Regions from separate parts of the Mus musculus genome. Here region 2 is linked to region 1. A link is a loop called in an ENCODE intact Hi-C map of the cell type or tissue named here. Cell type or tissue: gastrocnemius. All regions are shown on one strand. Links, peaks and the distances in the headings refer to the core of each region. The heading gives the core; the rest is flanking DNA. Region 1 holds the start of Cpne9 (copine family member IX). Region 2 holds the start of Lhfpl4 (lipoma HMGIC fusion partner-like protein 4).

Evidence for each region. Peaks named below come from ENCODE experiments on the same cell type or tissue, not always from the same donor. Only the 100,000 strongest peaks of a DNase experiment are listed, where the experiment ranks them.
Region 2: a loop joins it to region 1, with 1.9 times the contacts of the local background. A loop is called at or near these places in 2 of 42 quality-filtered maps.

The regions. Positions count from the first base shown.
Region 1 is chr6:113,275,367-113,287,708 of GRCm38, reverse strand. It overlaps Mtmr14 (myotubularin related protein 14), which reads right to left. Exons shown (of 19, transcript NM_026849.2): 18 at 9,764-9,919; 19 at 6,317-7,106. The coding sequence ends at 6,923. Cpne9 (copine family member IX) reads right to left here and starts at 5,402. Exons shown (of 21, transcript NM_170673.3): 1 at 5,168-5,402; 2 at 4,622-4,662; 3 at 4,467-4,513; 4 at 4,256-4,359; 5 at 3,727-3,763; 6 at 3,502-3,504; 7 at 3,248-3,324. The coding sequence starts at 5,235. In gastrocnemius, for the core only: no CTCF peak of the experiment used is centred there; DNase peaks (open chromatin) are centred at 5,383, 5,817 and 6,887.
Region 2 is chr6:113,191,645-113,203,986 of GRCm38, reverse strand. Lhfpl4 (lipoma HMGIC fusion partner-like protein 4) reads left to right here and starts at 8,603. Exons shown (of 4, transcript NM_177763.3): 1 at 8,603-8,772; 2 at 9,684-10,169. The coding sequence starts at 9,764. In gastrocnemius, for the core only: no CTCF peak of the experiment used is centred there; DNase peaks (open chromatin) are centred at 8,193, 8,645, 8,904 and 9,727; H3K4me3 peaks cover 1,728 bases.

The DNA of each region.
Region 1 (12,342 bases), core at 4,685-9,684:
CCCTGTCTAAACCCAACTCTGTGTAACCCTTATACACTCTCCCAGTAGCACACAGCCACACAACCCAGCTAACCAGTCTCCATTTCAACACACATGGCCTCAAACCTCAGATCTTTACCACCGCCCACTAACCCCACTGAGCACCCAAGGCTTTCTCTCCCCAGTTCGGCTACACAGAAGATCCAGTCCTCTCCCCTCAAAGCATCAGCCTCCTCCCATCCTCGCTCACTTAGCCAGTGACCTGGTTTCCCACTTGCTGACAAAACTGAAGCAACCAGAAGAGAGAGTCCACCCACTGCCATGCCACCCTGCCTGCCACCAGCATCTTCACCCACATGGCTGAGTCTTCCTACAGCTACTATAAATGAACTATCACATGCCTCTTTACCCCTCTGCCAGCTACTACCCGCTCTGTCTTGTCTGCACAGGGACAGCACACCAGCTATGTTCACCCCTTCTTTTACTTTGAGATTCTTTGTAGCTAACGGTTGCCTAGAACTCACTATGTAGCCAGGGATGGCTTCAAACTCACAGCAATGCTCCTGTTCTTAAGAGCTAGAATTATAGGCAAGGCTACCACACCTGCATGGCTTCCCCTGCCAGTTATCCCCCAGTCTCTAAGGGCCTAGTCACACCAAGTTACAAATGAGTTATACTTTTTCTCCTGTAAGAAAACTACAAACTGACATATGGCTACAAAGATGCCACAATGAAACCCATTATTCTGTATGCTCATTTAAAAACATATTTTAATAACTATAAATCTATTCTTCTTTTCTCTTGAAAGGTTCTTATGATGTAGCCTTGGCAGACCTTGAACTCCAAAACCTGCCCCATCCTTCCTAGCACTGGACTTACAGGTCCAGCATAATTTTCCACTTATTTGTTTCTGTGTATATGTGGATAACTTGTAGAGTTTGTTTCTCTCTGTTTATCATGTAGGTCATCAGGTCAGCATGGTGGAAGGTGCTTTTATCCATTGAACTACATCACCAGCCCTGTAAACCAATTCCTGACCCCAGGTCTGTGACATGCATGTCTCTCTTTTCCCCTTTGCAGCAAAAACTTTGAAATTTCTCTGGCCCCTTCTTATGTCCCTTTTCTACCCACTCTTAAACTTCTCCAGCCTTCACTTCCTCTTGTCAGTAGAGATAATTTCTAATTTCTCATTTTATCTGACCTGTAGCAGCATTAGATATGTTTGGTTCCCAATCCTCTGCTTCCTCCTCTTCCTTCTTTTTATGGTGTTGGGATCAAACCCAGGGCCACGTGGATACTGTGGATACAGTCTACCACTGAACTATACTGCAGGGCCTTTCTTTAAAAAGAAAGAAAAGAAAAGAAAGAAAGAAAAAGGAAGACATTTGCTTGCCTTTCATTGTGAGGGTGGGGATATTAAATCCACATTCCATGTTTTATCCAGAAACTGCTATTATGAAGCTAGGCATCATGGTACATGCTTGTAATCGCAGCACTTGGCAGGTGGAGGAGGGAGGTTTGGGAGTTCAAGGCCAGTCCTGGCTGCATATGGAACTCAAGGATAGCTTGAGACCATGTCTCCAAAACAAAAAAGCCACCAAACAAGTAAAGCATGGCTGCTATGACTGATACAGAGTGTCTTTAGTGTTGCAAGATTCACGTGGTACCTGTGACACCCCTTCACCTATGCAGCAGGCTATCCTCAGTTGAAAACTAAAAGGTAGTAACAGCTAGAAACTCCTATGCATGTTTAACCTGAGCCTGATCAAAGTGACGTGGGTGCCCTGTCACAGAACAGAGACTGCACAGAGGCAAAGTCTCATGGCCTGTGTGTGTGTCTGCTAGCTCTTGTATATATTTGGTATCTAAATTCAGCATGCATTCATGCTGAATCTGCCCTTCAAATTGGAAGTCTGTCTGTCTGTTTGTCGCTCCCCACCCTCCTCACCCCCTGGTTGACCTGCAGCTATATTTCCTTGGTTGGTCTCCAACTTAAGGCAATCTGCCTGCCTTAGCCTCCTGAGTGCTGGGATTACAGGAGTGGGCCACCATGCATGGATTGCAGTATACTCATTTTAACCACCACCACCACCACCACCACCACCACCACCACCACCACCACCACCACCACTACCACCACCACCACTACCACTACCACCCAAATGACTTCAGTTGGTGGCACAATTTCATCTTTCCTGCTGCTTAGGACAAAGGCCCTGGCCTCCTTTCCAGTTGTCCCCTTTCTTTCCCATCTGTATTTAATGGTTTTGGGATCTCTTGGCTTCCCCTTTAGAATACAGCCAGAGTCTGACCAGTTCCCCATCCCTCGATGCTTCCTCCCTGGATTATAATGCCAGCTTTCTTATTGGCCAGCTTTCTTATTGGCCAGTTTTCTGATTGGCCAGCTTTTTGATAGGCTATGTGCTTCTGTCTTTGTCAACCCAGGATTTATTCTTTTTGTAGTTTATTTGAGCCAGAGTTTATTCTTGACTCCGTGGCCAGCACAGTCAGACTATAGAACTCAGAACCTTACATAGACTCCATCTCAGAGTGAAAGCTACAAGGCCCTGTCTGGGAACTTCCTCATCTCCTGCCTCCTGTCCTTCCCTCTCTAGGCTCCACCCCCTGGCTGGTTTATTAAGGTGTAGGTTCATTAAGGCAGTTTCCTCTATGTCCGCAAGAGTTACTCTTCACCTTCAGGCACTGCTCCAGAGTTACTCATCTTCCGGTTGACCACTGGATTGAGTATGGTACCTCTCTCCCACCTGCTTTTTTTACTTTGATTCCTCTCTCCATATGTCATTTACTGCTCCTGTTTTGCACTGATTTCCACCTCCTTTCTCCAGCTAGCTTGGCTCAGGTTTATAATTCTAGCTCATTAAACAGTGGGTGACAGAGGTAGAACTGGGGGGAGAGTCCTCAACCAGGACCAGGCGACGGAGTGTGGCTAATGCACGGCTAAGGCACCGTCTAGTGAGTGGGCATAGTGGCGAGACCTGAGGATCTGATCTGATTTCAAGAAGCTTCCCAGTAGAGTGGGGCTTGGGAGAAGGCTTTAAAGATGGGACCAGACTTGGGAAAAGATGAAGAGGAAACATGTCTAGCCTGAGATTGATTTGAGCAGAGATAGGACTTTCTAGAGGAGAAAAGTGAGGTAGGGAAGAAAGCTCCAGCTAAAGCAATCTCGGAGCTCCTACAGACATCCTGGCTAGGAGGGGGAACTCAGAGAGACCCCTCCCTCCCCTGGACCCTTTCCCATTCAGCTCACGTAAGAGGTCGCTCCACACGGCTGCCCTGGCCTCCAATCACCTCTCCCAGGGCCAGGAATGCTTGTCCCAGGAAATCCTGTGCCAAGACAGGGAGTCAGCGAGTCCAGGAGGGGCAAGGAGTCCCAAGCCTACCCTGGTGAAGCTGCTGCTTTTGACCAAGTTAACTCCGAAGTGTAAATGACAGCCCCACGTGTTTTGTTTCTTGAGCATCTCCCAACCAAACTCTTTCCGGTGCAGTCTACTGCAGCCTCACCTTCTGCAGGTCCCGGGAGGCAGGCAGGGAAGGAAGAAAGGAAGCGAATAAGGCCAGAGCAGGCAGGGGAAGGAATTGGGGTGGGGGCTGGTAGGCCAGAGGGGCCAGGATCTAAGAAGGGCTGGTGGGTGCGTGAGGGGTGGGGAGGGAGGAGGTGTTTAGGGAAGTCCTTTGACAGGTTAGCCTCTATGTGCCCAAGCAACCTGCCAGCGACGGCTGGCTTACCGGTTTGGAGATATTGGCTTTAGAGTCGACGTTGTACCTGGGAAGAGAGTGGAACCAGTGTGGGGTGGGACTGGGTGGGAGAAAGTCTGGAAGAGGTTAGGTTTAGTCTTGGTTAAGATTGTAGGTAGAGAGAGGGGTAGTGGACACCAACTCAACTTGGGTGTGGTTTGGGACGTGTGTGCCAGGGGAGAGGGTCATGCGTAAGGTGAAGCCCAGGAGGAGGCTTGATGGGAATGGAGTAGCATGGGAGGGCGCCTGAGGCCAAGGTGGAGCTAAATTAGAAGGCAGGGTTGTGGGCAGGGCCTGGTTTGGGGAGGGAACTGGATGGATTCTGCATAAGGAGGCGCCAACTTGGGTGTGGGGGGCGGGGTTAAGAACAGTGAAGCCTTAGAAGGACCTGGGCTAGGGGGAGGAGCCAGGTAGCAAGGTGAAGTGGGGGCGAGACCAGGCAGAATTCTGGCTGATCCAGGTTGGGGGGTGGTGGTGGAGGGGGGTGGAGGGTAAGACAGGATTCTAGGAGGAGCCTCACACATCGAAGCGGAGATTTTGCTTTTCCTCAAAGAAATAGTCGAGAACGAATTTGCGCACGAAGTCTGGATTCAGTGTGTTGTCAATCACCTCGGTTCGTCCGAACTGGGCAGCAGGGAGGGGTGGGAGGACGGAGCATGAACGCAAGGCGTGCAGTCGGGCTAGAGGTTCCCGGGAGCGGCCCTGAGCTGGGCTGGGGCTCGGGGACTCACCTCCCGCCACTCCTGGCTGGCCCGGCTCTGCGTGTGAAGCACCACCACTGCGGGTGAGGGCAGGGGAGGGGAGCTCGTCAGGTCGGCCCGCACCCCTCACCGCCCCACCCGCTCCTACACCCCGGGTTCCTCCTCCAGGCCCTGGAGCTGCTTACTGGGGTCCGACTTGGAGAATGTATCCAGGTCTAGCAGATTCCTAGAGAAAAGCATCAAACAGATGGACAGAGGGCTAGCTCATTCTGGCGCTCACCACCTTGACACAGTCCTGAACTGACTGGGCACCTGGAGGAGACGTGGGGTGCAAATTGTATTCCCTCCTTATTACTATTCCCAGTGACTGTTGGGGTCCACACTGCCAACATTCAGGACAACATCAGACATCTCTGACAAATGGCTCTATATGTGCCCGCACTGTCTCCAAGGGTCCAGGACTACGGCTCGCCCCAGAACTTTGGTCCCTTGTGGCCCAGCTCTTCAGCGATTCCCATAGCCCACCTTTTGAGCCGGTAGGCTTGGGTGGGGCTGCCCAGGGAGACCCCCTTTTTCATCCTGCCAGTGACTCCAGCCTTCAGCCTCAGTTCTCTGTTGCTCGCTCCTGGTCGTCCCCTCTGTGGTCTAGCCCCCTGCCCACACTGAACCCGCAGCTGCGGTAGGCTGGGGAATTGCCAGTACTTAAACCCTCCCCAGCGCGGCCCGCTCACCGGCACGACACAGTAATTTCAATCTTGGTGGCCGGGACGCTACGCTCCGAGGCTCCGCTGAGAGACATGACTGGTCCAATGGCCAAAGCCGCGTAGGGGCTGCGAGACCCCGGGTGCCGAAGCTAGGGGCGGTGGCGAGGCCGGCCCATGTGCGGAGGCAGCGGCTCTCTCCAGCCTTGTGTGCGCTCCGCTGCTCGCGCCCTGACAGTGGCCACCAGCAGCAGCGGCTCCAGATGGCAGCACAGCCCCGCCCGGCCCTGCAGGCGGCCCCCGCCCCATTGGAGCAGCCTGGAGCTAGTCGGGGAAACTCACTCAAACCCCAACTCTGGCCCACACATCCTCTGGAAACACCAGAGCAATGAAAACCTTAGAACTATCCATGGTCCTGAAATATTGGGCTGGCAGGTGGGAGTTGGTAGCCAATTCTGAGCAGCGCTCATCTTTCCCGACCCATCTTGATCTCTGGATATGAAGTTACATTTCCCCCTTAATATTTGTGTGGCCTTGAGCAAGTTACTCAATATTAGTGGTTATGGCCCTAGTGGCAGCTACTGGCATACTTTAAGATAGGCTTAGTGACCTCTGGGTATTCACATTGATGGCCTATTAGGTCAGGGCTCTGGGGAACAGTTCATTGGCACAGCACCTGGTCTACTATATGCAAAGGCCTAGGGCCCATCCTCAGTACAGGGTGCGAGAGGAGGATCAATGAATGGTGAAGAGCTCTGAATCAAGCAGCCCCCTCCCTGTGCCGTGTCCACTGCTGCCTCCACAGCCCAGAAGCCTGCCCCTCTATTGGCTCAGGTCTCCTATCCCAGAGCACTGTCGCTTCAGGGTTTAACTAAAGATGAAAGCCGCCGGGCGTGGTGTTGCACGCCTTTAATCCCAGCACTTGGGAGGCAGAGGCAGGCGGATTTCTGAGATTGAGGCCAGCCTGATCTACAGAGTGAGTTCCAGGACAGCCAGGGCTACACAGAGAAACCCTTCTCGAAGAAAAAAAAAGCAAGCCAGTGAGGATATGCAGAACTTGCACAGAACAGGTAGTTGTGGTCGAACCCACTCAGCTGCTGACCTCTCCTTCCAACCCAGTCTCACGGGTTTATATGCCACTCCTCGTGGCTTACGCTGACTGATGGGGACTGAGAATTTGACTTGGTGGTAGAGCATTTATTTGCTTATAAACACAAGCCCGGGTTTCTTTCCCCAGCAAAGAAGGAACAGAGATAAATCCTACTTCGTAACTCCCCCAAACTCCAACCCTTCATTCAGCACGAGGCCAGGCAGTGAAGATTCCGAGCAGCTCAACGACGGTCACAACCGGATGAAATGCTAATGAAAAGCCATTCAAAAAACTTGCTTTTATTTTGTGATTAGTGTGAAATTGCCTCATTTTCAGTGCAGGTGATTCTCCTTCCCAGGAAACAAAAATTGCAGAATGGGGTTTTGCTGACATTATAATCTCCATGAGGCCCTGGGAACGCCCCTGTACCCTCCAACACAATTCTGAGAGTTGACAGTAATCTGAACACCAGGGTCAGTGGAAGGCAGTGAGTGGCGAGAGTGGTCACCAGTCAGGAGGTTGGGAGGTAGAAAGTCCCATCCTCAGGCCTGCTCAGGTTTGGGGCTGCCATGTGTGCAACAGAGAAGGGGGATGGGAAATTTCCCCTGCTCTCCAGGGCCCCTTTTGCCAGGCCTGGCCTGATTCCACAGGGCTCAGCTGAGACAGGGGCGGGAAATGGCTGTGGGCTGTCAGCTTCACAAGGTGCTGGTGCTTGTGCCCCGGAGCCCAACACCACGGGCAAACTGTTCTAGCAGGCCCCCGATGGCACCAGAGGGACTGGGGGTTGCTGCTCGAAGTCCCACTGTGCTGCTGTATGCAGCCAAGAAGGCAGACCGCACCTCCTGCAGCCTTGTCTCCCGGTCACTCAGAGCTGTAAGTCTGTAGGGAAGGACGAGAGATGATGTATTACCATAGGACAAGATCCAGCATCATCCCAAGTGGCCTATCCTTGAATTTTCAACTGCTTGAAGTCAGCATCTAGCATGTGGTCCAGACTCCAAATATATGGATGGCCTCCCTCTCCCCTTCCACATGAACTTTCAGCTCTCAGTCTACTCTTCCACACAGAACTTTTATTGGAGGCACCGACTCTTCCTGCTTCCTGCTGGATGACCAGCCATTCTGGGGATGATGGGAAGGGTGGTATTTGCTCCAACACCTGTTGGTTCCCATACCCTCTAAGAACAAGCTGAGGCACAAGCCTGTGGTCTGCTAGTAAGGAGGCACTCTCCCACCCTGACCCTCAAGATATGGCAACAGGTCTCAGCTGCTAACAGGCAGTGACTAGGACTGAACACCCTACCCTCTAGGAGGGGAATAGGCCAGTCAAAACCTGGCTGCCCTGAAGAGGCCAAGATGTCCCAGTGGAAAGCCCTGGGCTCTAGCTGAACCTTCAGCCAGTCCTGCCTCCTCCCAGGTAAACAGCTGGAAAGGTACTGCTCCAATTCTTCTCCCTTCCCTATTAGAGCACTGGTCATGGCATTAAGAAAGCCTCAATTACATCTGGAGTTACAGGTCAAATAGGGAAATAAGCACACACGGCTCAGGCTTATCCATGTGTGAATTCCACACAGGGTTGTCTGATGCCCTAGAGGGTCTGTAACAGAAGAGGCTTGAGGTTATCATCTGGCACCCATCCTCTGGACTCAAGGTCAGGTATGCAGACATTCTGCTAGATGGTTGGCTGGAGAACACTTTTCAAGGGCCACAGACCCAGAAGAGTCTCCACAGCCATCCACAAAGACTAACGAGGATGCTAACTCATCCCAATTTCGTCCCCAAAAGCCAACCTTGGAGAATACAACCTTGTCTCCAGATTCTGTAGAAGCAACTGCAATGTGCCCCCTTCCTAATAAGCCCAGGTCCTGGGGAAACAGATTGAAGTCTGGGAATAGGGGACAGTCTTGAGGCCAAGAGGAAGAGAGAAAAGTTCCGAGGGAAATAGGCTGGTGAGTGTTGTTTGAGAGGCAGAGGAAGCAGCATGCTCTGGGCAAAGCAAAGTCAGACTGATCCTATAGCAGCACAAGGAAAATGAGGCAATGACTATCCCTGCAACCCTGAGCTCTCTGCTGGCACTGTGGGAGACATGTGCAATGTCTCTGTATCCATACAGCACAAGGGATAGCCAAGGGTCTAGCTGTGTATTCACATGGCCTTCCACCTTCAGGAAGCAGACAGGACAAAGACCAATCTGCTTAGTGACAAGAAATGGAACCAAGACAGGGTACTGATGTCCACAGTACAAAAAGTAGGCAGTGGAGCTGGGATAGCAATTCTCTCTCAAGAGCTAACAGGCTTGGGAAAGTCAAGGCTAAGAGTTCAAGACCTAGCCTGGGAACAAAGAAGCTAGGATTTATATTGCTTCCTCCTAAGTCCAAGGGGGTCTTCACAAGGCACAGAGAGATCACATAATCCTCTGTCCTTTTGAGAAGCTCCCAGATCTGGGGAGCTGGCTGGGAACTCAGAGACCACCTCAGACTTCATTTGCATGACGATTTGTTGGATGATCTGGGGCTGCTGCCTGCTTCTGAGGTGAGGGATGCTGACAAGCAGGGCAGGAGTGGCCCATGCTGTCTCCAGAGAGGAGTCTTTCACCACTCTGGCAGAACACTTCTTAAAAAGATCTAAGGACTTTCTAGCCTCCAAAAATGGGATGGAGATGTGGCTTACTTGGTTGAGTGCTCACTCAGCATGGATGGAGTTCCATCCTCAGGACCATATAAGTCAGGCTTGGGGGCCCTGCACATAATCTCCGCATATAGAAGGTAAAGGTAAGCTGATCAGAAGTTCAAGGTGACCTCTGGCTACTACTATACCAATCCAGCCAGGCTAGAGATTCTGTCTCAAAAACAAACTCCAAAACCAAAAACCTAAGATCTAGCTTTGTGTCTTGGGGCCTGGCTGCCAGGGAGGCTGGGCTAAGCAATGAATATGGAAGCCCTATATATAGTGACCTCCCGGTTGTAGGGCTAGGACCTGGGAGTATTCAAGTATCCCAGTGTCTGTCAGCCCCTGCATGACTTCAGGAAGGCCCTCATCTTCCCCGATTTCCAAAGTAACTTGCCTCCAATCCGAAGTGGAAGAGTCAGGGCAGAAGGAACTCTTAGTTCTGCTTGGATGGCAGATGCAGGCTAACCCAGTGCCACTCTGCCCTGGCCTCTAACATACACCTATTTTCCTACCCCACTGTTCTGGTTTCAAAGGATTCTTCTGTCAGGCAAAGCCTTGCACATAAATAGAATCCTCTATAGTTAACAGTCCAGCTAGCTCTCCCTCCGGGTACACCTGACACATCTGTGGCTGGGCTTTTGGATGCTGAGAAGAGTGAACATGAAGCCTGATGCACTTCCTGAGCAGCCACAGGAGTCCTTCGCTCCCTGGGGATCCATAGGCTGCAGACAAATGGGGGAGGGGCAGAGACCCCAAGCTCTTCCCTCAGGTCAGCCTCACCCTCACTGCTGACCAGCATTCCTCATTGCTCTCCAGCTTTTGCCATGGGCAGGGGAGTATCCTGCCTTCTCCAGCAAGACACTTACAGACAACTGTTAGGGAGCTCATCCTGGAAGCTGAAAGGGAGAGAGGAGTCTGTGTGCAGGACAGGCCGGTCCTGAATACTGCCACAGCCCGATACCAGCTGCCAGCTGCCAAAGTCTGTGGAGAGAGAGGATCCGGGCAGGGGATGGTCCACTGATCTGGGGCAGAGAGAAGAGAGGGGAGATGATGTAGTCAGTCATATGCCTGACAGGAGTACCTGAGGAAGGGCGGGCAACACAATGGCCTATGCTACGACTGTTCCGATAGGGCAGCTGAAAGCCAACTTTCTCCAAAAGAGCCGACAAAACTGGTAAGGAGTGACTGAGAAAGGAGACTATGAGGCGTGCTGGGCTGTGAGGAGTGCTTTGTGCAGATACAGAAGCCAAAGACCAAGAGCAAAGCAGGGCAACAAGAGGTCCCCAGACTCAAAGCCTGTGGCAGCCGAGCCTTTCCTGGAGGCTGCTGCAGGAAAGCAGCCCCTCAGCAGCAGCGGTCAGGAAGATCAGGCTGGAGCTGGGCCCAAGGGCAGCCATCCACTCTGTGACATGCATCTGTGCTGTGGAACCCAGGGCCACTGAGATCTTATCAGAGGGGAGGACAAGCCTTTTGGAGACTGGGGAGGGTGGTGACCTAGATGGAAGAGTGAGCAGACAGAGCCCGAGGTCCCCTTCTTCTGCAGCTCCTTCCAGGAGCCAGCGTTTGTATTCAAGAGTGCCACGGAGAAAATTCATGGCTGTGCCCGGAGGGGAGGATGAATCAAACCAGGCTACAGATTGACAGCTTCATCAGGCCTTTTCTGACAAGAGGGAGGTTTGGAGTTGGGGAGGGAGCTGTGCTGCTACCTCCTCCCAACTCAGGCTAAGCTTTCTCCTCTGTTCTGGACAGCAGCTGACCTGTGGGCGTCTGGGAGGCTGCAAGTCAGTCTCTGGCATCAAGCCCAGAACTCACTACATAGCCCAGGCTGGCCTCCCATTTGAACAGTCCTCCTGTCTTAGCCTCTCAAGTGCTAGGACTGACCTTTTAACTGTTTAACTCAAGAATAGCAAAACGGGACTGGTGAGATGGCTCAGCAGTTAAGAGCACTGACTGCTCTTCTGAAGGTCCTTAGTTCAAATCCCAACACATGGTGGCTCACAACCATCTCTATGAGATCTGACACCTTGTTCTGGAGTGCCTGAAGACAGCTACGGTACTTACATATAATAAAATAAATCTTTAAAAAAACAAAAAAGAAAAGCAAAACGGCTCCCACAAGGATCTAGAAATAGGGCTAGAGTATAAACAATGGCAGGTCAGGAAGCAGGGGCAAAATACTTTACCTTATTTATCTGCTGGCATCAGTGGATCCTGAGATGATAACACTTCCACCCTCCCTCACATTAGTCAAAAAAAAATTTTTTTTTTAAAAATTTTACACACATTGGTGTTTTGACTGTATGTATGTCTGTGTAAGGGTATCAGATCCCCTGAAACTAGTGTTACAGACAGCTGTGAGCTGTCACGTAGGTGCTGGGAACTGAACCCAGATCCTCTGGAAGATCAGACAGTGCTCTTAACCACTGAGCCATCTCTCCAGTCCCCGACTGGCCAATCTTAGTGTCAAATACCCGTGACCTACGTACAGCTCTGCTGATCTGTTTGAAAGAGGCCTGCAACAAACTATGTAGTCCAAGTTCACTTGGAATTTGTAGCAATCCTCCTGGCTGCAGCTTCCCACCATACCAAGATACAGAGAGTTTCATTTTCATGTCACATGTATGTATGTTTATGTAATCCATGCATACCATAGTGGATGTCAGAAGACAACTTGTAGGAGTTGCTTCTCTCCCTCTACATATGCATCCTTGGGACTAAACTTAAATCATTAGGCTGGGTGCGTCATCTCATAGGCCTTATGAGGTTTTCTGAACTCAGGTTTGACTACATACAGGTTTGTCCTGAACTAGAAGCACCTTGAGAGAAGGGAAAACGAATGGTTTTCCACACTAAAAGCTGCTGTGAACTGGAATGCCTGCTACACTGGGCCTTGCCACATTTATCACTGTGGTGACCCTCAGCCAAATGTGATGTCTTTAGAGATGAGAAACAGGACATGGTCTACCTGATAGATGCCACGAGGGTGCATGAAGCCAGGTTTGAGTTTCTAGATAACTATATACCTCAGAGCTGTTACTCAGAGCCAGCCTCCTAAGAGAAGCCTGCCCTGGGTGTTCTAGCTATGTTGGGCCTTTAGCCAGTACAAACCTTCAGGGGCACAGCCTGGCTCCTCAGTTTCCACAGCCTATCTGATGGGTAGACTCTTTTCCCATTTTTAGCAGCTTATGGGGAAACAGCTTCTAAGACTCAAAGATTAGAGAATGGAGCACCTGAGCAGAGGGCACTGGAAAGATGAGACATTCCTGGACAAGGAATGCAATGAAGGTTCTCAAACCCCAAACCTGGAAGCTTGCCTAGGGAATCACAGCCAGGGAGTGTGTCACTGTCTAGTTACCCTTAAGCACTCTGGTCCCCTGGGGTAATCAATTCCTTTTGCCTTCCAGGCAATACCAGGTAAGAGCACAGCAAGAGGGCATCCCTCTTA
Region 2 (12,342 bases), core at 7,343-12,342, 86 kb after region 1:
ACTGCTTGGGAAGGATTAGGGGGTGCGGCCTCATTGGAGGAGTTGTAGCCTTGCTGGAGAAGGTATGTCAGCAGAGCTGTGCTTTGAGGTTTTAAAAACCCATCCCAGGTCCAGTGTTTCTCTTTCCCTCTGCCTGCTGCCTGCAGACATCATGTAAAGCTCTCAGCTACTACTCCAGCACCATAGCCGTCTGCTTCTTGCCATGTTGATCACTGAAACTTCTAAACTGTAAGCAAACCAACTAAATGCTCCTCACATTAAATGAACTGTAAAGACAATGTGTTAGTCAGGGTTCTCCAGAGAAACAAAATTGATAGAATAATAATCTATATTAAAGGGGGATTTATTAGATTGGCTTACTGTTTGGGTAGTTCATCAATAGCTACCTTCACCAGACAGACTAACATCCCAATAGCTCTGAGCCTTGAGGCTGGATGCCTTCGCATTCCCAATTTGGTATTGACAATGGAGGATTACCGGGGAGTCATTGGTCTTCAGTTCACATAGAAAGATTGAAGAAGCTGGGCTCTGATGTCAGTGAAGAATGGCAGTGGCGGCAGCAGTGGCAACAGCGGGGTAGATGAACTCTATAGCAATGGAAAAAGCAAATAGGCAAAAAGCAAATGCCTTTCTTCCTCTGACCTCATATCTAAGGTTGGCACCAGAAGGTGCTGTCCACATTAAGATAGGTCATCCCACTTCAAGTGACCTGGTCAAGCAAAGTCCTTACAGGTTCCAGAGACTTGTCTCTTAGTCAATTCCAGATGCAGTCAAGCGAATCACCAAGACTGACAATCATAGTGGACAATCAAAGGATCCCCCTACCTCCTGTTTTTCTTCCTTTCTTCTTTTTTTTTTTTTTTTTTTTTGCTTTAAAATAAATTCTCACTCTGTGGCTCCGGCTGACTTCAGACATAGCTATCCTCCTGTCTTAATCTCCCAAGTGCTGGGACAATAGGTGTGCACCAGAAATTTTTAAAAACTAATTTATATTATAGTCTTTGCCAGTCACTAAATATGTATATATATATATATATATATATATATATATATATATATATATAGTCTCAACATGCAGTTCCCGAGCCATGGCCTAGAACTTACTCTGTAGGCCACGCTGAACTTAAACTCACAGAACATTTACCTGCCTCTGCCTCCCAAGTGCTGGGTGTGCCCCCATGTTCACCTAGATTGTGTGTCTTAACCAGAAATCAACTTTTTTTTTAAAGCTTCCTGAGGTCTCTCTGCTTAGCCTACTTGCTGTGTCTTCACATGCTGGCGTCTTGGCCTAAGTCAGTGGTTCTCAGCCTGCGTATAATGACCTGTTTGCCAAATGACTCTGTCACATGGGGTCACCTAAGACCATCTGCATATCAAATATTTACAGTATAATTCATAACATTAGCAAAATTACAGTTATGAAGCAGCAATAAAAATAATGTTATAAGCTGGGCGTGGTGGCGCACGCCTTTAATCCCAGCACTCGGGAGGCAGAGGCAGGTGGATTTCTGAGTTCGAGGCCAGCCTGGTCTACAAAGTTCCAGGACAGCCAGGGCTATAAAGAGAAACCCTGTCTCAAAAAACAAACAAACAAAAAAATGTTATAGTTGAGTGTCACCACGACATGAGGAACTGTATTAAAGGGTCGAAGCATTAGAAGTTTGAGAACCACTGGCCTAAGTTCTGTCTGTGTCCTAACTTCTTTTGTAAGGATGCCAGTCATCAGATGTCCATGCACGGCACCTCATTTTACTATGTCTCTTCAAGCCCTATCTCCAACTCCAGTTACATTGCTGAGAGTTAGGACTTTAACATAGGAACAGTGTGACACACGATTCAGCTCCTTATACTATGAAAGGGCTTACTATAGGCATTAAATGGAATAGTCCAAGTACAGGATGGGGGACCTAGATGTAACACAAGTCGAACTGTGCACTTAGGCTGGATACAGAGCTTTTCTGGGGACCTTCTGTTCTAGGTGCTCCTCCAGCATGGTCCTTGCCTTATGGTCTCATGACTTGATCTTTCTCTTTCTTCATTCTTTTTTTTTCTTGTGTGTGTGTGTGTATGATGTGTGTGGTGTGGTGTGTGTGTGGTGTGTATGTGATATGTGTGGTGTGTGTGTGTGTGTGTGTGTGGAGTATGCTGTATGTATGTGTGTATGTGGTGTGTGTGTATGTGGTATGTGTGGTGTGTGTGTGTTGTGGGGTATATGGTGAGTGTGTGTTTAGTGTGTATATGTGGTGTATGTATGTATGTGTGTGTGAGTGTGTGGTGTGTATCTGGTGTGTGTGTGGTATGTGTATATGTGTGGTGAGTGTGTGTTGTGGGGTATATGGTTTGTGTGTGTTTAGTGTGCATATGTGGTGTATTTGTGTGTGTGTGAGTGTGTGGTGTGTATCTGGTGTGTGTGTGTGTGGTATGTGTGTATGTGTGGTGTATGTGTTTGTGTGTGGTGTGTACCTGGTGTGTGTGTGTGGTATGTGTGTATGTGTGGTGTATGTGGTGTATGTGTGGTGTGTGTGGTATGTGTGTATGTGGTGTGTGTGTGTTTATGTGTGGTGTGAATCTGATGTGTTGTGTGGTATGTGTGGTGTATGTGTTTGTGTGTGGTGTGTGTGTTCAAGAGAGCATGCAAAAGCATTTGATGGTCAGGAGTCTATGTAGACTGTCTCCTTATTTCGCTGTTCATTATTATTTTATTTATTTATTTATTTATTTATTAATTTATTTATTTATTATTAGGTATTTTCCTCATTTACATTTTCAATGCTATCCCAAAGGTCCCCCATACCCACCCCCCAATCCCCTACCCACCCACTCCCCCTTTTTGGCCCTGGCGTTCCCCTGTACTGGGGCATATAAAGTTTGCAAGTCCAATGGGCCTCTCCTTGCAGTGATGGCCGACTAGGCCATCTTTTGATACATATGCAGCTAAAGACAAGAGCTCCCGGGTACTGGTTAGTTCATATTGTTGTTCCACCTATAGGGTTGCAGTTCCCTATAGCTCCTTGGGTAATTTCTCTAGCTCCTCCATTAGGGGCCATGTGACCCATCCAATAACCGACTGTGATCATCCACTTCTGTGTTTGCTAGGCCCCGACATAGTCTCACAAGAGAGAGCTATAACTGGGTCCTTTCAGCGAAATCTTGCTAGTGTATGCAATGGTGTCAGCATTTGGAAGCTGATTATGGGATGGATCCCTGCATATGGCAGTCACTAGATGGTCCATCCTTTCGTCACAGCTCCAAATTTTGTCTCTGTAACTCCTTCTATGGGTGTTTTGTTCCCATTTCTAAGAAAGGGTAAAGTGTCCACACTTTGGTCTTCGTTCTTCTTGAATTTCATGCGTTTGGCAAGTTGTATCTTATATCTTGGGTATCCTAAGTTTCTGGGCTATTATCCACTTATCAGTGAGTACATATTGTGCGAGTTCCTTTGTGATTGGGTTACTTCATTCAGGATGATACCCTCCAGGTCCATCCATTTGCCTAGGAATTTCATAAATTCATTTTTTTAATAGCTGAGTAGTATTCCATTGTGTAAATGTACCACATTTTCTGTATCCATTCCTCTGTTGAGGGGCATCTGGGTTCTTTCCAGCTTCTGGCTATTATAAACAAGGCTGCTATGAACATAGTGGAGCATGTGTTCTTCTTATCGGTTGGGACATCTTCTGGATATATGCCCAGGAGAGGTATTGCGGGATCCTCCGGTAGTACTATGTCCAATTGTGATCAAAACTGCATGGTACTGGTATAGTGACAGACAAGTAGACCAATGGAACAGAATTGAAGACCCAGAGATGAACCCACACACCTATGGTCACTTGATCTTTGACAAGGGAGCTAAAACCATCCAGTGGAAAAAAGACAGCATTTTCAACAAATGGTGCTGTCACAACTGGAGGTTATCATGTAGAAGAATGAGAATTGATCCATTTCTATCTCCTTGTACTAAGGTCAAATCTAAGTGGATTAAGGAACTCCACATAAAACCAGAGACACTGAAACTTATAGAGGAGAAAGTAGGGAAAAGCCTCAAAGATATGGGTACAGGGGAAAAATTCCTGAATAGAACAGCAATGGCTTGTGCTGTAAGATCAAGAATCGATAAATGGGACCTCATAAAATTGCAAAGCTTCTGCAAAGCAAAAGACACCGTCAATAAGACAAAAAGGCCACCAACAGATTGGGAAAGGATCTTTACCTATCCCAAATTGGATAGGGGACTAATATCCAATATATATAAAGAACTCAAGAAGGTGGACTCCAGAAAATCAAATAACCCCATTAAAAAATGGGGCTCAGAGCTGAACAAAGAATTCTCACCTGAGGAATACCGAATGGCAGAGAAACACCTGAAAAAATGTTCAACATCCTTAATCATCATGGAAATGCAAATCAAAACAACACTGAGATTCCACTTCACTCCAGTCAGAATGGCTAAGATCAAAAACTCAGGTGACAGCAGATGTTGGCGAGGATGTGGAGAAAGGGGAACACTCCTCCATTGTTGGTGGGATTGCAAGCTTGTACAACCACTCTGGAAATCAGTCTGGCGGTTCCTCAGAAAACTGTTCATTATTTTTTGTCGAGCTCACTGATTGCACTTGCCTGGCTGGCCAGGGAACCATAGAAATCCTCCTGTCTCTACCATGCTGCCTGTATACTGCTGAGACTGGTGGGGCCTTTGTTGTTGTTGTTGTTTACCTGTGTTTGTTTTTTTTTAAACATGGATATTGAACCCAGGTCCTCTTACCTACATGGCAAGCACTTTACCAACTGAGCCATCTCTCCAGTCCCCTTCTTTTTAAAATTACTACTACTGCTGCTGCTGCTGCTGCTGGTGGTGGTGGTGGTGGTGGTGGCAGGTTTTTTGAGACAAAGTTTCTCTGTACAATAGCCCTGACTGTCTTGAACTCACAGGGATCTTCCAGCCCCTGCCTCCTGAGTGCTGGGATTAAAGGCGTGCACCACCATGCTCAGCTTTATTTTTTATTTTCTGAAAGTGTCTCATATAGTCAGGATTGGCTTAGGATGTAGTTCAAGATAAACTTGCCCTCCTGATCCTTCTGCCTTCACCTCCCAAGTGCTAAGATTAAACACATGTACCCTGACACTTAGTATGCATTCTCCTGGTTTCTCTGCCTACTGCTGCTGCTGCTGTTACTGCTGCTTGCTGTCTGCCTTTCCAACCTCCCCAACCTCCTGCTTGCCCCTTTCGGTAATAAATCTCCTTCGTGTTGAGAATTTGGTGGCTGGATGTGTTCCTCCCTTACAGATGGAACCTGGGGTCTCATGAATGCCAGGAAAGCACTCCACTGGACTATACATCCCCAGCCTTATAAATAGTGGGGCTCCTTCCTGCTATATTACTGGCGAAGTTGTCTTCCTCCCACCCCGGCCTCTGAAGCATTGGCATTGCAGGTGCACACCACCATATTCCATTTTTTGGTTCCATTATAATCTTTCCATCCTTGTTCCTTCTTGGTTCCCATGAGATGTTCTTCCTGTGAACAGACCTCATGTTTCCTCTCTTCAACTGCTGTAAGTTTGCCCTTTGAAATGGGACACATCCCGTCCCAGGCCCTTACAGCTCAGCAAGTGCATCTCTAAGGCTCCTGCTGTATCTCTTTTTTGGAGACGTCACTTATTATTAAACTTTAATGATAATCACTTATATTTATAGCCCTTTTTCCATTTACAAAGCTCTTTTCTATCCATTATCTCTTTTAATCCTCTCAGCATCTGTGAGGAGGAGGAAGTGTGCTTTTCTCTACTTTACAAATGAAGAAAATAAGACTCTCAAGAGTAACATCAGAACTTGGGAGGCTGAGGCAGAAGGATTGCTACAGTTGGAGGCCAGCTAGGGCTGCATAGTAAAACACAGACTAAAAACAATAACAGCAGCAGTAGTGGCAGCAGCAGCAGCAGCAGCAATAACAGTAGCAGTAGCAGCAGTAGCAACAAGAAGCCTGGGAGGGGTGCACACCTGTAATCTTAGCATTTGTGAGGCTGAGGCAGGAGGATCCCAGTGAGTTCAAGACCAACCTGGAGTATGTGTCTCAAACCTCCTCTCACATCTTCCCTCCCTAAAAAATGTAGTCTTTGACTTGTGAGCCACACAGATCATATGTGGCAGAGTTTGGTCTCACATTCTGGTCTTTTGGTTTTGAATAGCTCATGTATTAGATAGTCTTCTATTAAAAAAAAATCAAGCAAAAGCCCACTGAAGCTGGTTAATGCATGCCTACAATCCCAGCACTTGGAATGTGGAAGCAGGAGGACCAGAAGTCTGAAGTCATCTTCAGTTATGTTTTGAGTTCGATGCCAGCCTGGGTTACAGGAAACCCTGTCTCAGCAAATAACTAAATCAATATATAAGCTCCTACTATCTCTTTTAGAGAAGTGCAGATGAATTATTTAAGACTATTTAGATTGGAAACAACAACAAAACATAAGGGAAACTGGCTTAAGCAGAAACAAAATTTACTGGCCTACCCCAGGATCAATCCGGGAACTGGGTGAGAAGGGATCAATGGGGCCAATGCACTATTGTCAAAGCGGTGTGGACAGAACTTCACTGAGAGCCTCTGCTCTAGAGAGGGAAACCAAGACCCAGCCTTGCAGGAACTCGCAGTGAATCTTTGATGTCCTTTTCTTCTGGATGGCTCAGCGTGGCTCAGCAGGCTAGGAAAAGAATAATTTAAGACAAAGCAGGGAACAGGGCAGGAGATTGCTTGGAAATCACCCAAACTGGAAGCATCTGCAGCAGGACCCCTCTGTCTTCTTACATCTTCCGTCTCCCGAGTCCTCTTGACTCCAGTACCCCGCATTGGAGTGCCACCCTTCAGGGGGCTCATCCCTGCTTATTAGATGGGCGAGATGGTTTGTGACAGGTTGACAGGGCAGTTGTCTTCTTCCATGGCATGTCTTCCTTGGCTTCTATCCCCATCTGCAAAATGGGAAGAGGTATTGGAGGAGATTGCTTGCCCCATCCCTTCTGCTCATGCTTCCAGGACCACAGGATCCTTGGCAGGTGGAAAGGAAGGCTCCTTCAAAGAGAGTGGAAAGAGAAGCCAAGTTCATGCCAGTACTCCGTTCCTGGGGATGGTGAATTCACATGGACCTGAGGTCTCAAGTTGTGGAATTTGCTAGGTCCATTCTCCCTTTATAATCTGGGATTCAAACGCCTGTTTCTTATAAAGACATCAAACAACAACAAACCCACCCACAACCCCACCCTGTTACCACCATTTCTTAAAAGTTGAAAATGTTGATCTAGGATGTCGCTCTGTTAGTAGAATGCTCTCCTGGTTTGATCTCCAGAAACGTACAAAACAGACACAAAACAAGCTTGTTGGTGCATGCCTGCGATTTCAGCACTCGGATAGAAGCAGGAGGATTCCTGCATGTTCAAGGCTACCCTGGTCTTAACACAGTGAGTTCTAGGCCAGCTAGAACTACTTAGCATACTCTCCCCAAATAAAGCAGACTTTTACAAAATACATAATCAGAAAACAAAAACAAAAAACAAAAAGGAGAACCAAAAAAAAAAAAAAAACCCAAAGACCAAAAGAACAGTTTCTTATTTCACTGGAAAAAGACATTTAAAAATATGACATGAGTTTTTGCATATAGATATGAGTTTCAACAAACATACTTCTCTGTGTGGTCCAGTGTTTGGGATCCACTAACATGTGCGTGCTCGAGCACACACACACACACACACACACACACACACACACACACACACACACACACCTCTATAAAATGGGGCATAATTTGTCCACTTTACAGATAAGGAAACAGGTCCCGATAGCTCAAGTTCAAGGTTAGTGTTAGTTTGTCTGGGTTTCAAAGGCTAAGCAATGACTGAGTCAAGCTGCCTCCCAGGAGTGCCCCTGAGGGTGTTCTTTGGCCTAATCACCACCCTTGACTTTGAGGCGTTGTTGTTTAGATCTTCATGATGTTCAGACTTCATGGCTTGCATCGACTTGGGCACGGGGGAGGATGTAAAGGAAAAACCAGCTTGCCAGCCCCTTTCCCTCCTGGTTTTGGTACTCAGCCTGGGTCTTGTTCCCTGGCTCCATCTCCTTGTTCTGTGGGCCAAGGAATCCCCAAGGCTGGCGTGGGGTGTTAACAGTTTAGGAGTTTCCCTCTCCCAGGGGGGTGTTGACAGTTTCCTAGGAGACTCTGAAAACCTTCAACGCCTCTAAGACGCAAAGGCGTGGAAGCAGAATGGAGAGACTGGAGGCATTGTCATAGATGGTAGGGGGTAATCAGGAATCAAGAGATTGAGTTCAACGTCTATCAATAATCCTCATTTCGTTCCTTCCCCCATTTCCACGGGCTTTGTGGGGAGCTGGAACCCCACAACTCAGGTTGACCGAAGGGAGTCCCAGTAGTCAGGAGGCCTGAAGCCGGGGCTGGGGTAGAGGCTATGTTTCTGGCTGAGGGACCTCAGGGTCACCGTGCCTGACCGTACCTCTGACTGTCAGAACCTGGAGGGCCCCTTTCCCTCCTCCTCCCCCGCCCCCCTTCCATTCCTCTCAGTTCTTTACGCCCGCGCGGGAACGCGCCCCGGCCGCGCCGCGCCAGTGCCCGGGAGCGCGCGCCTCGGCGCGGGAGCGCGCCCCGGGGAGAGCCGGAGCAAGATGGAGGCCGCGCAGAGGACGCCGCCTGGGCCAAGGCAACCGCTGTTAGGAGCATCGAGCACCGGAGCTTGAGCCCTGCCGGTCCCGGATCAGCCGTCCCGACTCGGCCCAGGTTGGTCTTCCCACATCCCTTCTCCGCGGCCGCAGCCTCCGCGCGTGTCCGGCCTGGGCGCGGGGCAGCCCCCCCCCCCCCAGCTCTGGCCCTACCCGGGCCCAGCGGCTCCCCCGCGCCAGGCACGGCCCCTGCCCACCGCCCGCCCCTCCAGGCCCAGACTGCCCGCTGGCCTCGATCGCCTGTTCCCTTGGCCTGGAAAGCCACTCTCCTCGGCCCTGGCCCGCCAATCCTACACTACCCCCCCGCAGCCGACATTCAGCCCCGGCTTCTAAGGAGCCCCCCCTATCCCCGCCCCCCAATCCCCGCCACAAGTGCAGACCCTGCAGTGTCAGCCCCTGATTCCACGCTAGCCTCATCCTGATTCCAACACTTAGCCCTGGGTACCAGCTCCAGTCTTCTGCCTGGCCCTACTGTAACCTTCCTCGTGCCCTCAGTACCAGCCCCTGACAACCTCTTCTCTTCCTTATAGAGAAGCGTCTATCCTCTTTCAGATCCCCTTTAGACACCCAGTCCCAGACCCACTACCCCTAATAACAGCTCCAATATGCCCTTCCCAGCTCTCTCTATTCGGTGCTTGTTAATGCTCCAATATTGATCTCCATCTTTCATTACATCTCCCCACGTCCCCTTCTTAATCCAGCACCAGTTCCCAAGCCCCCTCTTGAACTCCCCCACGAGCACTTTCTGGCACCCCCCTACTTCCAGATCCCATGTCCTCATCCCATCCCCCCCCCAACTTTCCCATGACTCCTTCTCAGGCCCCCCAATAGGAGGCCTTCAAGTCGCCGCCCCAACACTGTCATGACCCCCTCCTAGCTCCCCAGTCAGCCCCCAGGTTCCCAGCTCCGCCTCAGGCCCCGCCCTTGCGAGTTCCTAGACTCAGGGCTGCTTCTCGCGTGCGTCCCCAGCTCCCGCCCCGCGGCCGGTGGTCAGTCCTGGGCCGGCGGCCCCCTGTCAGCCGCTGCCGCCGGCCCCGCCCCCGGGCACCATGCTGCCCTCGCAGGAAGCCTCCAAGCTCTACCATGAGCACTACATGCGGAACTCGCGGGCCATCGGCGTGCTATGGGCCATCTTCACCATCTGCTTCGCCATCATCAACGTGGTGGTCTTCATCCAGCCCTACTGGGTAGGCGACAGCGTGAGCACTCCCAAGCCTGGCTACTTCGGCCTCTTCCACTACTGCGTGGGCAGCGGGCTAGCGGGCCGCGAGCTCACCTGCCGGGGCTCTTTCACCGACTTCAGCACCATCCCGTCCAGCGCCTTCAAGGCGGCCGCCTTCTTCGTGTTGCTTTCCATGGTGCTGATTCTCGGCTGCATCACCTGCTTCGCTCTTTTCTTCTTCTGCAACACTGCTACTGTCTACAAGATCTGCGCCTGGATGCAGCTCCTGGCAGGTAGGGGAGGAGTGGGCGCAGGACCCTTAGCAAAGATGCTAAAGATGGGAGCTCTTTCTTGGAAGAGTCAGGGCTAAATTCCTCTTCTCTGTATTGAGACACTTCAGGCCAGCTCTCAGCAGCTACTGGGGAGAACATTCAACAACAGAGAGCCACCTTAGGGCAGGGGACAATCTTTAGAATTGGTATTTGGATCCCTCATGTTGAAAGCTCGGGTCTACTGATGGATTAGCACTATGTTCGTGTTTTGGGGGTCTTTATTGGCGGCGTTTGAGGAGGACAATTTTTTTTCCTGAGTGAGGGCTTACTATAAGTATGATCAATTTCTGTTATGCTGGGGGCGTTGATGCAGAAATTGGTGACTCGAGAGACTTGTCTTGGACCTTGAACTCACTGACATTGTTGGCTTTTTTGAGGTTTGGTTTCTCATCTGTAAAATGATGCAGAGGAGAAATCCTGTCCTGAGAGTTGGGAGGCTATCTGTGGTGTTGGTACTGAGAAGATGCGTGTGGAAAGCTTGCAACACAAGCCTCTGAAGAGAAGGTTTCCATCCTTTTAAACGTACCCCTGACCCACATTCAGGAAGGGTTCTGTGCCACAGTCAATGGTGATGAGTCCTTTGAAATCTCTGAACTGTTTGGCTGGGATAGTCATCTTCCCCTAAGGCTCAGGGAAAGACCTTTTGGGAATGAGAAATGCTGAGACAGTTTCCCCTGATCCATTAGAGTCCTGTGTCCCCACCCACTCTTCGATCGCAGTCACATTTTGAAAACTCAGCAGCCTGGATATTTGCCTAATTGCAGGAAAGGAAAAGAGAGTTGGACCGGGCAAAGCGGAGCCTAGGGACTGAAGGGTGGGGAAGAAGATGGGTAGAGGCTAGGGGGAAGTTTGAAGCCTTCCAGGGATGGGAAGGAAAAGAGAAGGCTTGATAATGGTGCATTAGAGATGCTTCTTTGCAGTAAGCACTTCAGATCGTTCAACAAGTGGTCAGCCTTTCAAAAGGGGTGCCCAAAGGAAAGGTGATAGATGACAGCTTGTAAGCAATCCCACCGCAGGATATACTGCACGGACTTGTCTCTGCAGTGTGGTATGTGTTCACTTGAACCTTTCCATTGGAAAGAAATCTCCATCTTTTCAAGGAAGAGTGTGAGTTTTTCAAAAGGGCTGGAAGTCACTCAAGGTCAAGTGCTAAGAATGCAGTAGTGATCAAATTAAGACTTGTCACTTGGGCTGAAGGCCAGATGTGATGTCAAGGCCATGAAGCTAGTTTGCTTCCCCAAGTGGACTCTTACAAATGTAGGGAGGAATGTCTGTCCTACTGGGGGGTATTGAAGGTCTGAAGATGGCTGATTGGAAGAAGGTAGTATATATTCAGATATGGACGTTCTTTTATTTTTAAAGGTTTCTTTTTTATTTTTAGTTATGTGTATGTGTGTGGGGTGGTGGTGGTGATAAGGTACATTCAAAAGCAGTTGAGTGTGGAGGCCAGAAGAGGGCATTGGATCCCATGGAGCTGAGGATACAGGTAGTTGTTAGCTCTCTGATATGAGTACTGAGAACTGTGTTCTGGTCCTCTGTAAGAGCAGATAGCATTCTTAAACATAGAGCGGTCTCTCCAGCCCTCAGATATGGACCTGTCTTAATGGGACTCTTTAAGAACCATTGAAAAGAACAGAGAAAGAGAAATGAAGGGAGTGTGGATATTGTTCCATGTTTTCCAGTGGTGTGCAGAGGTGACAGCATGGGTTTCCGTTGTGTTCTCCCCTGAAGGCAAGCTGGAAAGATATATGCTCATCTAGAAAACCAACTCATCAACTCTAATTTGGACTGTGTGACTAGGATGCTGACCTCTTGGCCCGCTGTTCCTCTGTAATCCGTGTGAGATTCCATCCTGGGATTTGATGGACAGTCCAACTGTGTGATCACTGAAATTTAACAATCTTAGCGATCAGCACCTTCAAACTTCATCTTCACTTCTCCTGTTTCAGAGCGGCAACTGCCACAGACCTGTGAAAGACTTACTCAAAGTCACACCACTAGTGTGGGAGTAAATCCAGTCTATGGGCAGGTTTTGTTGTTTGGTTGGTTGGTTGTTGGTTGGTTTTGGCCTCCTGGTCCAATACCTTTTCCTTTTCCTAAGGACTGAGGAGGCAGTTGGCAGAGTTAAGAACTT